3 separate regions of the Mus musculus genome follow, and all the other regions are linked to region 2. A link is a loop called in an ENCODE intact Hi-C map of the cell type or tissue named here. Cell type or tissue: left cerebral cortex. All regions are shown on one strand.

Region 1 (5,000 bases), 210 kb before region 2:
ACAAGGAGAACTCAGTATCCCCTGGAGCCTGAAGGGAAGGAAGCGGGTGCAGGATGAGCTCAGAGATCAGAGCATCAGTGGATGCACGGTGGCAGGAAGGGGGCAGGCTCTAGAGGACCCCATGTTTCCTCCTTTCCCATCTTTGGCCCTCCTCTGCCTCATGATACAGCACAGCTAGAGGCAGATGTGCACAAGGCCTGCCCCCTTGTGAGTATCATAGGCAAGGAGGTGCAGGTTGCTTGGCCTTGGGATTCCTTTTCTTTGGAGTTCTGTAAAGGTAGAATATTCAAACTCCTTTTGCTGGCTTTCTCCTTCACCGCACTATTGTAAGGAGTGTGTATGCATTGTGTGTGTGTGTGTGTGAGAGAGAGAGAAAGATTTATAATAGATAAGCAGAGAATGTATGCAATATAAATTATTTACAAATATTAAAACAAGGGTGAGAGAGATGGCTCAGTGGGTAAAGGCACTTGTCACCAAGCTGAGGAACCCAAATTTGATCCCCAGGACCCATATGGTAGAAGGACAGGGATAGGTTGTCCTCTGGCCTCCACATGCATGACATGATGTGTTTGTCTATACACACATATATGCACATTAAATAAATGCAAAAGACTGAAACCATATATTACACTTAAAGTGTAATAATTGGATGTCATTGGTGTAATGACAAATAACAAGGACTCTTAAGAGTCCCATGGATACCCATGGGAAGAGATACAGCGACAAAGTGTGTAGCAGAGACTGAAGGAAAGGCCATCCAGGGACTGTCCCACCTGGGGATTGATCCCATATACAATCACCAAATCCATACATTATTGTGGATGCCAACAAGTGCTTGCTGACAGGAGCCTGACATAGCTCTCTCCTGAGAGGCTCTGCCAGTGCCTGACAAACACAGAAGTGGATGCTCACAATCATCCATTAGACTGAGCACAGGGTCCCCAATGGAGGAGCTAGAGAAAGGACCCAAGGAGCTGAAGGGGTTTGCAGGCCCATAGGAGAAACAACAATATGAAATAACCAGTAACCCCAGAGCTCCCAGGGATTAAATCACCAATCAAAGAGTACACAAGGAGGGACTCAAGGTTTCAGTTGCATATGTGGCAGAGGATGGCCTTGTGAAGGCTCTATGTCTCAGTGTAGGGGAATGCCAGGACAGGGAAGCAGGAATGGGTGGGTTAGTGAGCAGGGGGAGGGGGGATGGGATAAGGGGGTTTTCAGAGGGGAAATGAGGAAAGGGGGTAACATTTGAAATGTAAATAAAGAAAATATCTAATAATAAAAAGAGTCCCTGTGGACAAGGCTCAGGAATTAGGTCCCTAGTTTTCCAGGACCTGCAGGTGAAGGGTGGCTAGGTCAGACTCTTCAGATTTCTGAAATTTTAGACAGAATTATTTATGTCTTCCTCTCATACCACTCACTGAGCTAGTAAATTAAATGCTGAGAGGCTGAGACAAAACTCAGCTTCTCTATTCACCTTAGCTTGAAATTTCCAAGCCAGGGCACCACCACCACTACCAAAAAAAGTGAAGGTGGTGGGAGGCGAGACAGCATATATAAGTAGCAATCAATAACATCAAATCTTTATGTCAGATGCATAATTATCACTTAATCCTAAACAGAAACAAGCCTAGTGTGGCAGGCAATGGTTGGCGGTGCCATTCTATAGACAGGGACCCGAGATTCAAAAGAACTAGACGGCAGAATTGGTATTGGAACTTAAACCATCTCCAGTTCTTTCTGATGTCCGTTTGTCCTCCTGCTTGTGAGAGCTGGAACCTAGGATTCTCTAGGCGTGAAGACTTACCCCATGGAAGTTGCGGTCTGGGGCTTCTCTAGCATTTGCTTGGGCAAAGAGGACTGCATCGTGGATGCTGGGGAACACGTGACTGCGCTGTACACACCCATCTTCAAAGACACCTCCGTGGCTGATGTCATTATACACCTGGGCTGTAAGAAGGCAGGTAACAGGAAAAGATAACTAACAGCCTTGGTGGATTGGAGTTGGTGGGAGGGGCTGGTGGGGGAAAGCGGACAATTGGCCCTGCAGTATCAGTTCTGGACGGCAGAGGGCAGTATGAGCCCGACCAGAAGGAAGTGGTTAGATTTGCGATGTTGTTGCTTGTCAAGGAAAGGTTAATACATCCACGTGGAAATGGCTGCCAATTCCAGCCCTCAAGGCCCAGTCTTCCTCTTTCCTCAAACTTCCAACATGTGGCTGAGCCCTTACTCTGATCACATTCTGGAGATGGTTTTTTGGGGAGTGGTCACGGGGGTAAGAGTTATGAATGTGCTCTTTATGGGGCCCTTGAAGAGCCCTGCTGGGTGGCATCTGGATGTGTATGCATCCCCTTCATATTTCTCTTGGTCTCTGTGTGTTTTTTGCCCTTGGCATATGTGCAAATGCAGCGAGTGTCCTTTGCTTGGAGACATGTCCTTGAGGCTGCTTAAAGCACCCTTTGGAGACAAGTCTCTGGGAAGCCAGGGCATGTGGGTTTTCTGTGCTAAAACAGATCCATGAACCTTCTGATTTGGAAAGGATCCCAAGTTCAACCAGTCGACCCCCACCCCGATTTTTTTATGTATGGAAATGAACCCCAAGATGGAGAAAGTGACTTGGCTGGCTAGGTTCAGCATACACACAAACTAGGGTGAACAGAATATAATTCTATCTACTCTCAATGGCATGAACATACCCCGCCCACAGGATGCTCACCTGCTCACCCGTCCCCACTGCATCCCTTTCCAGCCTCTGGTCCCCTAAATGCCCACCTGACCCCCAGTTTTCTTACCGTGGATGTTTACCAGAAAGATCTGGACTCCGATCTTCTCATAGGTGGAGCTTAGCTAGAGGAGTTGGGGAAGGGAGGGGAAGGAAATGGGAGAAAAGAAAGGAAAGGAATGTTTTGAGTGGGTCTTAAAAACGACTCATGAAACACACTTCAGAGGGGAAGCCAAACAGACAAGCAATCCTGAGGGCCCTGGCAGCCACAGGCATGAGTGGCAGAGAGCACCCTAGGTCTCTCTGGAGTGTTGGCCCAAGGCCTCTCTGAGGAGTGGAGCGGAAATGGGGCTCTGCCAGTGTGGCAGACACTTCAAGTTACCATGACCTGTTTTAAGGGCCAGACCTTTGCTTTCAGTGTTCAGAACCAAGGTTCCATGAGGCAAGCTTTCAGTGAAGGTCTCCACCTCATTGTCCAACCTAGAGAAGTCAGTTGAGCTCAACACCAGAGAAGGGCCTTCACTGTCCCTGCCTGGTAGTGACATCAACTGCTTTGAGCCTCTCTGCTCTCCTGGATTGCCTTCACTGGGGCCTCTCTGAGGCTCGCTGTCAACCTGGCATTGGCAGGGCCACTGAAGAGTGATCAGAGTGACCCTTGTATTCTTGGCATCCTCAGGCTGCCTGCTTGACCTATGTGTTAGTACACGGCAGGTACTATGGTGTCTTCTCTCCTGGCTTCACTGGTGAGTGTGGGCAGCAGGACCAATGGCCTCAGTCAGAGGACCCAAGGTGTGGTCTGGGACTGATAACTCGATAAAGAATGCAGGATGGTCTTGGTGGGTGTGCTGAGGCTCAGGGAACTCACTCCAATGCTTCAGTGTCCTCAACTTGCACTGAAGAGTGTGTCCACTCTGTTTGCATTGGGGGCAAGGAGTCCCTAGGGTCTGGAACCTCCCTCGGCTAGTTCAAATGAGGGCCTGGAGGGAAATGGACAGGAGTTGTCCACACAAGCTCCTCCCACCCTACGGAGCCTCACCTTGGCGAGAGCTTTGATGCCCATCAAATCCACAAAGCTGACTCCACTCATGTCAAGGATGAGAGTGTGGAAGGTGACAAAGGGCGGCACACTGGCTAGAGTGTCACTAGCCTCCTGGGGGGACCGAGTGGAGGCGGGCAGCTCACATGCAGCAGCTGTGGAGGCGTCTGGACTGAAGGTGATGTAGGATATGTGAGCCTCAGCCGCAGGAGCTTGGTTGTTGTTGGGGTCAGTAGAGGGAGCACTTTCAAAGTCCTGTTGGAGTTCCTGTAGAGAGACCGTCTGTGGGTGGAAAGGGGGGCAGTCAGGACCTTGGCACTGAACGCCAAGCAGAGGCAGGAGAGCAACGTCTCAGCTTGGTGGTGAATACAGGTTTCTCCTAAAGCCCTTCCTATGGAGGCCTGCAGGCTTGTCTCTCCAACCCAAGTGGCAAGAACCTGAAGAAGAAGCCTGAAGCCTTGGCTGCTCTGCTTGAGGAGAGAGAGAGAGAGAGAGAAAGAGAGAGAGAGAGAGAGAGAGAGAGAGAACAAGGGAGAGAATAAGAGAGAGGATGAGAGCAGGGTTCCCAGTGCATTTACCCATGTCTGCCTGCTTCTCCTATACTTCTACTCTCACACAGCCTGGCCACCTAGAAAATTCCCATTGAAGATGGGGTGCACTGGTACCCAGGAGCTGACAGCCTTCCCCTAGAAGAGTGACCATCAGTGCTCCCAGCAAGTGCTCCCAGAGACTTCCTGCCTCCCTCTCACGGTGCTGCAGGCTGGGAGTTAGGGTCAAGTTAAGAATGGGCCTGGAGCTGGTCCAGGCCATAGTTCACCTTGGTTTTCATGAAGAGGGACTTTCTCTGCTGTGTGGGTATCGCCGTCCTCTTCTCCTGCTTCCGGAGATATTTCTGCTTGGCGAGTAATACTTTCTGGGGGTCCATACCTGTCTGTGGGGAGAGGACCAACAGCAATCTCGACCTGTACCTCTGTGGGATGGCCTGCCCTTGGCGCCTAGCCCCTTTCTGCTTCCATCTTCTGGTCACTCTCTTTTCAGCCCTTCTGGTCAGCAAGGATGGAGGCTTACCTTGGCAATGACTTTTTGCCTGAAGATCTCTGAGTTGGCAAAGTAGAGAGGGGAGCAGTAAGTGACAATCTTAACTCCCGCAATTTCCTGGGCCTGTGACAGAGAGACTGAGCTCAGGTCACAGATAGGTCTTGGGGAGGGGACAGAGTGAAGGAGGGAGGTTCTAAGCTT
Region 2 (5,000 bases):
AATTGCATTACCTGCAACCTCTTTTTATTAACATCCTACTGAGGGTCTCAGAACTTTTACTTTTCCCTTTAAGTTCCTGCTTCTAAGCAGCAGTGAAGGCTTCCTTGTTTTCCTTTTGCTATCTGACCACTCTGAGGGACCCTCAGGGCTTTTCCAGTCCCACACCCTTCTTACAGCTTCCCCCTCCTGTGAAGCTAGGCCAAGTTCCATTCTCCACCCACATGATCATTCTTAAGTAAAAATTTCTCAGAGTGGGGATGGGGGGGTGAGGACTGACCAAGGGTCAGGGTCTTACAACTCCATTCTTGGAGGGAGGGAGGGAAGAGAACTAGATTGGAAACAGGCAATGGTTTCCAATGACTGCTTCACTTTCAGCAGCCAGGTATGGTTAAAAGAAAGGCAAGGGCCATGATACTGGCCTGGAGTCTGTCAGAACCAAAAGAGCCAGCCCCAGTGGGCTGCAGGCTCAGCAGGAAAGAGTTTAGCTTTTCTCCCTTTTGAGTGTGAGCCTGACCTAGCACAGCAAGTTACCCCATAGAGACTATTGGAGGGAGGAAATCACAAGTGATGTCATAGCAGCAATAATCTAGGACAAGGAAGCCATATGGGTCATTGAAAATGATTGTGGGTTAAGGAAGCTAGATGGGGTAGCATCTCCCATCCACATCAGTGTATTGTGGTGCGTGTGCACACATGCACATGAGTGCATGCTTTATTTTTTTTTTAAGCATCCCTTAGCTATCCAAGATCAATTCACTCTTGCTGAGATCAGAAAGAAGTAGATCTTCAGAGATCTTGCAAATCTCTGTAAAAGGTTTGTTTATGTGATGGTATTCCTTGAGTGTCTTATAGGCGCGTACCTGTGTGCACCATGGATAAACAATCTGATTGAACGTATAAAATATCTCAGTGGATAAAAGTGGCTGCTACCAAGGCAGATTACCTGAGTTTGAGCCCCAAAACCCACATGATGGAGAGAGAACTAACTCTCACAAGTTGTCCCCCAACTTTCAAAAGCATGTTGTAGTATGTTGGAGATTGGTTCTAATGCTTTGATTCAATTGGGAATCTGCATATCCAAACACCAAAGGCCCTTGTGCCCAGTTGGTTTTTGATCTATCAATAAAGATGCCAGTGGCCAATGGCTGAGTAAAGGGAGAGGGGCGGGACCCTTAGAGTTGCACAGGCTAGGATGCAGGGGGGAGGAGAAAGGAATCTCCATGACTCAGAGGAGAGATGCGGAGGGAAACATGTCAGTGTGCAGGCCGACTTGGTGCTGGAGCAGCTGAGAGTGCTATATCTTGTAGTAATTGTTGCAGTAATTCTCTCCATCCCTAATATGCCCTGGCAATGAAAACACGACTCAATTAATATGAATACATTCTGTGCGCCTAGATTAGGTAGATCTACTGCTACACTACCACCTTCCACATCTATGAGACCCCTTAGAATCCACAGGCAGCAGAAGGAGACTGTACCATGCTGGGTACAGCTTGAGCATAGGAGACTTCAAAGCCTGCCTCCACAGTGACACAATTCCTCCAAGGCCACATTTTCTAATGGCTTGTAGTGGTTTGAATATGTTTGACCCAGGGAGTGGCACTATTTGGAGATATTGCTTTGCTGGAGTAAGAGCGTCCTTGTTGGGGTGGGTTTTGAGATTCTCATCCTAGCTGCTTAGAAGACAGTCTGCTCCTGGCTTCCTATGGATGAAGATATAGAACTCTCAGTTACTCCAGCATCATGTCTGCCTGGATGCTGCTGTGCTTCCTGCTATGACGATTATGGACTGAATATCAGAACCCATAAGTCAGTACCAATTAAATGTTGTCCTTTATAAGAGTTGCCATGGTCATGGTGTCTTCACAGAAATGGAAACCCAAAGACAGGTCAAGCACTCAAACACATGAGTCTATGGGGCCATAGCTATTCAAACCACCACAACTAATTTTTCATAGAAAGATATCACTATATACATGTATTGAAACTTTGTGTGTGTGTGTGAGAGAGACAGAGACACAGAGAGAGACAAAGAGAGACAGACCTACACACAAACACATACACAGACATACAGAGAGACAGACACACAGAGAGACAGACAGAGATACAGAGAGAGACAGAGACAGACCTACACACAAACACATACAGAGACACACACAGAGACAGACACACAGACAGAGACAGAAAGAGACAAATAGAGACAGACAGACCTACACACAGACACATACACAGACACACAGAGATAAACACAGACACAGGGAGAGACAGACTTACACACAGACATATATTATATATGTATATATAAATATATATATGTATATATAGAGAAACAGAGGCATATGTATACATATATATGTTATGTATATATAGAGAGACACACAGACAGACAGAGGCAGGCAGGCAGGCAGACAGACAGACAGACAGACAGACGCACGCACGCACGCACGCACGCACGCACGCACGCACAAGAATAGAACTCAATACGTAACTGTATCACCGGGAACAAAGCCTTCTCTATTCCTGTTCAGTGTCTGGCTAAAGGACAGCAGGTGGCAGCAGAGTCCAGCCTGGGGTTGTAGGAGCAGCTAGAGAGAGAAGCAGTTTTTGAGTAAAGCCTTCCCTCTGAAAAATCTTAACACGAGAATAAAAATAGAACAATGAAGAGCTGGTGCCACGAGCTCCAGTCACTGCAGAGCCTGATGTCATTCACTGTCTGCCATCTGCAGAGCCTTGTCCTTCCAGGAGAAAGCAATGGTCCCAGGCTCTGAGTGGCCCCTCCCCAGCTTTGCTCAGGTCACAGGATGAAGCTGGCTCAGCAGGAAAGGGGCTCTGGGCAAGCGGAGCTGGAGGAAGGACTGATTTTTAGGAGACTGCAGACAATAAAGAGAAACAACAGAATGCTAAGTCAAAGGAGGTTGTCGCAGGAGACTACAAAATGCATGGTGCCACTGGAAGAAAAGTTCAGAAGAGGCAAATCTAGAGACAGAAAGAGATTAGTGGTTGTCCAGGGCATGGGGAGGTGGTAACTGTGGCAGAGCTTCTAATGAAGACCTACTTTCTTGACAGGATGGAAAGATCCTGAAATTTGACTATGTTAGGGGTTGTAAAATTCTCTAAGTATGCTAAGAATCATTGAGTTCTACATTTGAAATGGGTGAAATTTATAGAATGTACGTTTTCTTATAAAGATAGATCATAGGCCTGGCTTCTCTCTCTTACTTGCTATGGTCCCTCAGTTTCTTTTCTATACCTACAAAAATTAAGTCAGGATAATCTAACGAAGGCTATAAAAATGTCAGTCCATAGTGAACATGGAATTCGTGTCATTTTGTTTTCCTGGTAAGATGACATTTTATCTCAAAGCTTAGCTGTGTCATGTTTTGCTTTTGATACAACGACAAATGTCTCCACTGCCTTCTATTCCCACACCAGATATTTTCAATGAACAACTTTGCTTATTACACAACATTGGGAAGTCTCTGAGAACAGAAGTTAATAGTGGTGTTGTGCTGGGAAGGGTCTGAGTAGGAGGGAATATCCCTCCCTTCGACTACAAGGAGAACAAGACAGAGTCACTAGAGCATCCCTGCAGTGCAGCCTGTGCAACCATTGCACAATGGGATCCCAGTCCCCACCATTGCCAAAGGTCTCAGATCGGAGGATCAACGATGTTATAGTAAAAACCATTTTCAACTTGTAATTACTATTGTAATGATTCAGTTTCTCGAGAATGGTAATTGTATAAAATTGCTCTTGCAGTTTTCTTTTCAATACAATGTGCCTGTAAACCATGGATATCCCCTTTGTAAAAAGACACTGTAGATAGTTGAACATTTGATTATAGCAAAGTCATTAGTTTCTTGTTACACATTATTGGGTTTAATATTGTTCTTGAAAATAGTTGATGATTATGTTAAGTATAACTTTTCTAATAAAATTTGTGTTCAAGTTGTACATTTTGGAATATACAAAAAAAAAACATTTTCAGAAACTAGAATATTAGAAGAAAAACCAACACAGTACAACATTGTTCCTTTAAATTCATGTGAATTTCTATACCACACTTGTGAACTATTAAAAGATTTCAAAGTTGGACTGGAGAGATGGCTCAGCAGTTAAGGGTGCTTATCCACAGGACTTGGGTTCATTATCTAGCATCCACATGCTGGCTCACAACCATCTGTAAATCCAGTTCCAGGGGATTTTCTTCTGAGTCCCAAGGGTACTAGGCATGCAAATGGTTCACAGACATACAGGCAAAATACCATACACATAAAATAAAATTTAAAAAGACTTTTAAAAAAAGTCTTCAAAGTTTTCAAGTAAAAGAAAAAAAAATCTGCCTTAATCCATCACTATCTGTAACCCTATTTATGTATAAATGTAGTCTTAAAAAACATGTTAGCATAATCATGTGTACTCAGTAACTCCAACCCTGTAGCACTGTCTCCCTTTAATTGATCCCATCACTGGGTTCCTTCTTAGGGGTGTTCTGTTTTGCCACATTCAAAGTGTATGGCCTTCAGCACCTTTTGCTTTAACCGCTGCCCTACAGAATTGGATGATCCTTGGTGTTACTCTTTTATCTACAGGGCCATCCCTCTGCTCTAGTGGTGGAAATATTACAGCCCACAAAGCAGATTAAGTCTCTGTTCCCCTGGAGTTTGCTTCATGGTAGAATGAGTAATGGCAACGACAAATGTATATGTATTGCTGTGGACTGAATTGTGATGCCATATGTTGGACCTCTGACTGCCAGTGTGATCGTAATTGGCAATGGAACCTTTGGAAGGTGATTAATAGTGACATCATGAATCTAAGATCCTCTTGAGAGGAAGAGGAGATGGTTTAAGTTCTATGCACACCACACAAAACAGGGAAACAGCTGTCTGCAAAACAGCAAGGACCCTACTGGCACCAAAGAGTGGACTAAGATGGCTGATCTTACTGCTGGAACGAGTCCTGGACAACACCAAGGTGAGGAGCAGGCTAGGGAAGCC
Region 3 (5,000 bases), 100 kb before region 2:
GCTCGTCACTTGTCCAGAACCAAGCTCTGTCATGGTTGCTCACAGTTGCCTGACCAGACACCTCAGCAACAGCATCTGGGTTTTTAGGAAGGTTAAGTGCAAAAAACAAGGAATGTGGACACACTGAAAACACTTTAACACATCCCATGGTCAGGATACGGTCACTGAGAAAACCTTGGGCTGGAAGAGTGCCTCCAGGTCCTCAAGACCAATCCACTTGCACAGCAGATGGGAACATGGTCAGCGAGAGCTCAAGTGATCTCCAATGGCACAGGTCATTAGGGCTGGGCTAGGGTGACCCAGGCTTCTTAACTGCTAGTCCAGGGCTCTTTCTGCATACATCACTGAGCTATTGATGCCAGCATACCTAAGCCTCTCCTTCTCCATCTCTGACCTTGCCCCATCTGTTTATTAAATGTGTAGGGTTAGGTTAGACCATGTTTAAATGAGACCTGGGCAACTATGAGTTACTTGACCCTGAGGAGGAAGACTCAGTCTGCCTGTCTGTTAATAGGGTCTGCTGAGCTTGGGAAAGTCTGAGAAAGATTGATAGCAGGCCTGTAGGGACTTTTATCAGAGCTGATGGGCTCTGTCCTTTCTGGAAACACCAGGAACCTCACCTAACCTGGCTCACTGGATCCTCCCAGACTGAAACGGAAAACTACTGTGGACCATTGTTAAGGATGGTGCGAGCCATTTCTGGATCAAAAGCCCCTAAGCATTTGAGGGTCTATGTGTGTGTGAGACCTCTGGGAAAAATCATAGAGAACATTAGAAATTGGCACATGGGGCAAAGGACACAATGTAGGCAGCCATCCAGTCTCAGCACGTGCAAAGGAGCCTCGACAAGAGGGCTCTCCAGGAATGGCTGGCTGCATGCAGAGGTTTGACAGTTCCCAGAATGTGGGGAAGCTGTTGGTGGTGACACGTGACATTACCTAATTAGCTTCTCTTTTTATAGTTTCAGATTGACAAGGATAAAATAATGACAGGGGCAGCTGCACAGTGCTATATGGGAGTCAGCTGGTCTGGTGTGGGATACATGCTGGCTCCTTATGGCAGGGAGCTACACTCCAGGAGCCCCTGTCTCCATCTCTGGCAATAGCATCAGCTCAAAATGACCCTGACAAGGAGTTAAGAAAATGTCCTAACCTCTTTCTGCTCAGAGCCGAGGGATAAAGGAAAATCCACTGTGCAGTAGGTGGCAAGGCATAGAGAGACTGGCCCAGGATGCTTGGATCCACCTAGTTTTGCCCTAACTGACCACCTGGCCATAAAGCAATTTCTTTCAGAACTTCATGTCCTCATGTCTAAAATGAAGAGGTTAAATTGAATAATGAGAACAAGAGACAGTGGGGAGGGCGTAGCTGTGTCTCAGATGCTATGTTAAAGGACTTAGAAGTATTTCTTCAGACCTCACGCCAATCCTTCGAGGATATTTAAAGCCGTTTCACACGTGAGGAAATGGAGACCCAGGATGGCTCCCGTGCCAGTGCTGTAACCCCATTCCAAACCCAGGTTGGCCTAACTTTAAAGCTGATGTTCCTAACCATGGCACTGTACTAAAGGATCCAGAGTAGGGGTTCTTAACCCCTTTAGGAGCCATACATCTGCATATCAGATATTTACGTTGTAATTCATAACACCATGATTTCTAACAGCAGGAAAATTACAATTATGAAATGATAATGAAAAAGAATTTTATGGTTGGGGGTCACCACAACACAAGAAACTATATTAAGGGGTCCCAACATTAGGGAGGTTGAGAACCACTCTTCTAGAGGGTCTTATGTTCTAGAACCCCTTTCTGAAAGAGGGAGATAGAGAAGCTAAAGAAAGAGGGAGAGATTAATTTCTGCCATGGCAGATGTTTTGCAAGGTTGGAAGAATAAAAGGTATGTACAGGGCCTGGTGTGGTAACAAATGTTCTCATTCACGTTCATAAAGATGTGCTTGTTCTTTGAGACATGGTCTCACTGCATACCCAAGGTACCCAGTATGTGTCTCCTCATTATGTGTTTTTAAAACTATTCTTTGTCTTGCCTTCAATAAAATGCTCAGGAAGACTCACTACTGTATTTCTTGTAGGTGCAAAAATTACATCTGCAAACCTCTCTGAATTATGAAAAAAGCAAAACTACTCCTTCATCTGTCTAATGCAGAAACAGAGAACTTGGCAGGAAACACATTTTTTGCACAGCTTTGTTTTCTTTGTTTTTTTTTCCCAAGACGCCCATTCTCGTGCAACTGGAAATCAGAAGACTCTGACCTCCCCAGCATCTCCCCATGTCACGAACTCAGTCAATTTGAGTTATTACTACAACCACCACCAGTTGTATTCTGGGACATTGGTTTTTAGACCAGAAATTGAGCAGCGTCGCCAGTAGAGGGCGCAGGCACCATGGAGGTTTCCTGCCCGATGCTTCCGCGACCTGCCAGCACGCGCATGCGTGCCATCCTTCTTGCACAGTGACTTACAGGCTTGAATGTAGACAAAGCAGCGTTTGAGTCCTACCAAACGGCTTGTGATTTTTTTTTTTTTTTTGAGTTTCAGATTCTTCAGTTATAAAAGAGGAAGTGTGTGCAGGACATGGTGGAGCACCCCTGTGGATCTGCTGCAAGTATGAGGGCAGTCTGGTTTACATAGCAAGCTGCAGGCCAGCCAGAGTTACACAGTGAGATGCTATCTGAGTCAGGGAGGGAGGGCCATCTACAGGAGAAAATCACATTCAAAAGAGCGATTAAGATTATGTCTGTTTCAAGATGCTGAGACAGGCATCTGATTAGATTCAACAAACTCCCCTGTGGAAAAGCCTCCAAATGGAGGTCTTGGCAGACATCGGTTATTTATTTACAGGCTGGGGTGCATAATCTCGCTTATCTAATTTCAGAAAAAGGATCACTGAGGCCCCTCTATTTTTCAGTAGGCACAATTCAGGTGTAGGTATCTCAGCGTTGTCTAACTAACCTTAAACATCAAGGTAACCATAGGCTTATGTATTTAAATGTCTGGTCCCCAGCTGGCAGATTTTTTAGGGAGGATTAAGTGTGGCTTTGTTGAAGGAGGTGTGTCACTGGGGGGTGGGAGTGGGCTTTGAGTTTTCACTTCAAAGTCAAATCAGTGAGGTGCAATAAGGCAAGTTGTGCCCTCTGAGTGAACTTTTGGGAAAAAAATTATTTACCTTCTTATGTTTATGCATAGTTGGGCATACATATGATTAACATTAGATGCATTATGGGAAGAGACACGCATAGTGAGCAAAGGCTTTATGTAATTGAAGCTGTCAATCAAAATTATCTGACATACCCCTTAGTAAACAGAGTCCTCTTCCTTCATCCCGTAAAGGAAGTACTCACTTGTTCACCTAGATAGCTTACGGTCATTCTTTTTAAAATTCATGTATTTATTTATTTATTTATTCATTTATTCATTTATTTATTAGTGTGTGTGTGTGTGTGTGTGTGTGTGTGTATGTGTGTACGTGTGTCTGTGTGTTTGTGTGTGATGTCCATATATGCCTTAGCTTGCTTGTAGACGTCTGGCTTGAGGAAGTTGGATTTTTCCTTCCACTATGTGGGTAGCAAGGATCAAACTCAAGTCATCAATAAGGCTTGGCAGCAAGCACCTTTAAGCGCTGAGCCATCTTGCCAGCCCCTGTAATTCCAGTACCTGGGGGCAGGTATCTTTAATAGATCATCTGGGCTACCAGGTGTGCCTGTGCAATGTTGTTAAGATAAATATATCTCCAAGGCATTGTTTGCTCTACTTTTTCAAATGAAGAAACTGATGTTCAGAAAACTCCAGTAGCCATACCACTAGAGGGTCCAAACGCAAACATGTGGCTCCGTTTTGCATTTGAGTCTGCACTGCCTCTCCCGCTATTGGTACATCTGCTATGCCTGCATCTGGATTGGGAAGAAGAACCTAAAGTGTCGAAGAGTTTGAGACGGTGGGGAAGCAGCTAGTTGGGGTCTGAGAGCACTGGCTCACCTTCTAGTCCTGCACCATCCCTAGCTTACTAAGCCTGGGACAAATAACTTCCCACCTCTGGAGACAAAAAAAAACCTTTACAATTTGTGGTCGTACTGTTGAGTGGGGAATCACATTTGGTCCCTAATTCTTTACCACTAGAATTAGAGAAAGTTTTTCTCAATAAGAATATGTTAAACAATAACAAAAAACGATGTGGTAGGGTATATGAGGTAGCCAAATAGGTGAAAGTTATTGCTGCTTAGCCCGAGGACCTGAGTTCAGTTCCCAGGTCCTACATAGCGCAAAGAGGGAACTGATTCCCTCAAATTACCCTCTGACCTCCACACAAGCACTGTGGCATGGGTGTGTACTACCCCTTCTCCCAATAAATAAATTTTATAAACAGCAGCAACCTGGTGTTGTGAGCTGGTAGTCCAGCTATTTGAGGAGCTGAGACAGGAATATAGAAAGATCAAGGCCTGCTGGTTACTTAATCGGACCCTGTATCCAAATGAAAAATGGAAAGGTGGGGTTGGGACTACAGTTCAGTGGTTGGGTACTTACCAAGCATGCCCAAGGCCCCAGGTTCGATCCCTAGCACCAAAAAATGAAAATCAGGTACCCAAACCTGAAAACCTGCTGTTTCTTCATGTCCCTAATGTTGTAGAATGTGTTTGGCACTACATTCTGGGTAGCATGATTCGTGTTACATGGTGGGCAGAAAACCTCAAGTTCATTAGGGGCTTCTGATAGCTGCTTACTCAGGAGGCGGCTTCCAGATGGATTCTTGCTGGAATGCCCTTAAAAGCTGTGATCTGGGTTTTGACAACTGACAAGTAGAACAACTCGAGAGCCCTGCTATCTGCTGAGAAGCCTGGCACAGGGTCGGCCTGCTTACTGAACCTGCCAGGTAGCTGCTTCATTAAAGTGGCATCCAAGTGGGTGGCCCTTGGGGCCCCTCTTCATGGCTTTGATGGCCTGTTCCCTCTTTAGAGTACACCAAGTTCAGCAGGGTGTTTTACAGCTG

Evidence for each region. Peaks named below come from ENCODE experiments on the same cell type or tissue, not always from the same donor. Only the 100,000 strongest peaks of a DNase experiment are listed, where the experiment ranks them.
Region 1: it touches region 2 in a loop (5-fold over the local background); 4 of 42 quality-filtered maps call a loop at or near these places.
Region 3: it touches region 2 in a loop (2.1-fold over the local background); 7 of 42 quality-filtered maps call a loop at or near these places.

Annotation. Positions count from the first base shown.
Region 1 is chr1:131,762,837-131,767,836 of GRCm38, reverse strand. It overlaps Slc26a9 (solute carrier family 26, member 9), which reads right to left. Exons shown (of 21, transcript NM_177243.4): 15 at 4,830-4,922; 16 at 4,579-4,692; 17 at 3,762-4,043; 18 at 2,796-2,850; 19 at 1,811-1,953; 20 at 1-28. Among named protein-coding and RNA genes, the nearest start is that of Slc26a9, 21 kb to the right of the region's middle. In left cerebral cortex, CTCF peaks have their summits at 186 (motif pointing left), 2,066 (motif pointing right) and 3,949 (motif pointing right); a DNase peak (open chromatin) is centred at 2,064.
Region 2 is chr1:131,552,876-131,557,875 of GRCm38, reverse strand. No RefSeq gene overlaps it. Among named protein-coding and RNA genes, the nearest start is that of Fam72a, 27 kb to the right of the region's middle. In left cerebral cortex, a CTCF peak has its summit at 2,563 (motif pointing right); a DNase peak (open chromatin) is centred at 2,573; H3K27ac peaks cover 335 bases.
Region 3 is chr1:131,655,676-131,660,675 of GRCm38, reverse strand. All of the region lies in intron 1 of Ctse (cathepsin E), which reads right to left. Among named protein-coding and RNA genes, the nearest start is that of Ctse, 20 kb to the right of the region's middle. In left cerebral cortex, a CTCF peak has its summit at 2,377 (motif pointing right); a DNase peak (open chromatin) is centred at 2,433; H3K4me3 peaks cover 473 bases; H3K27ac peaks cover 547 bases.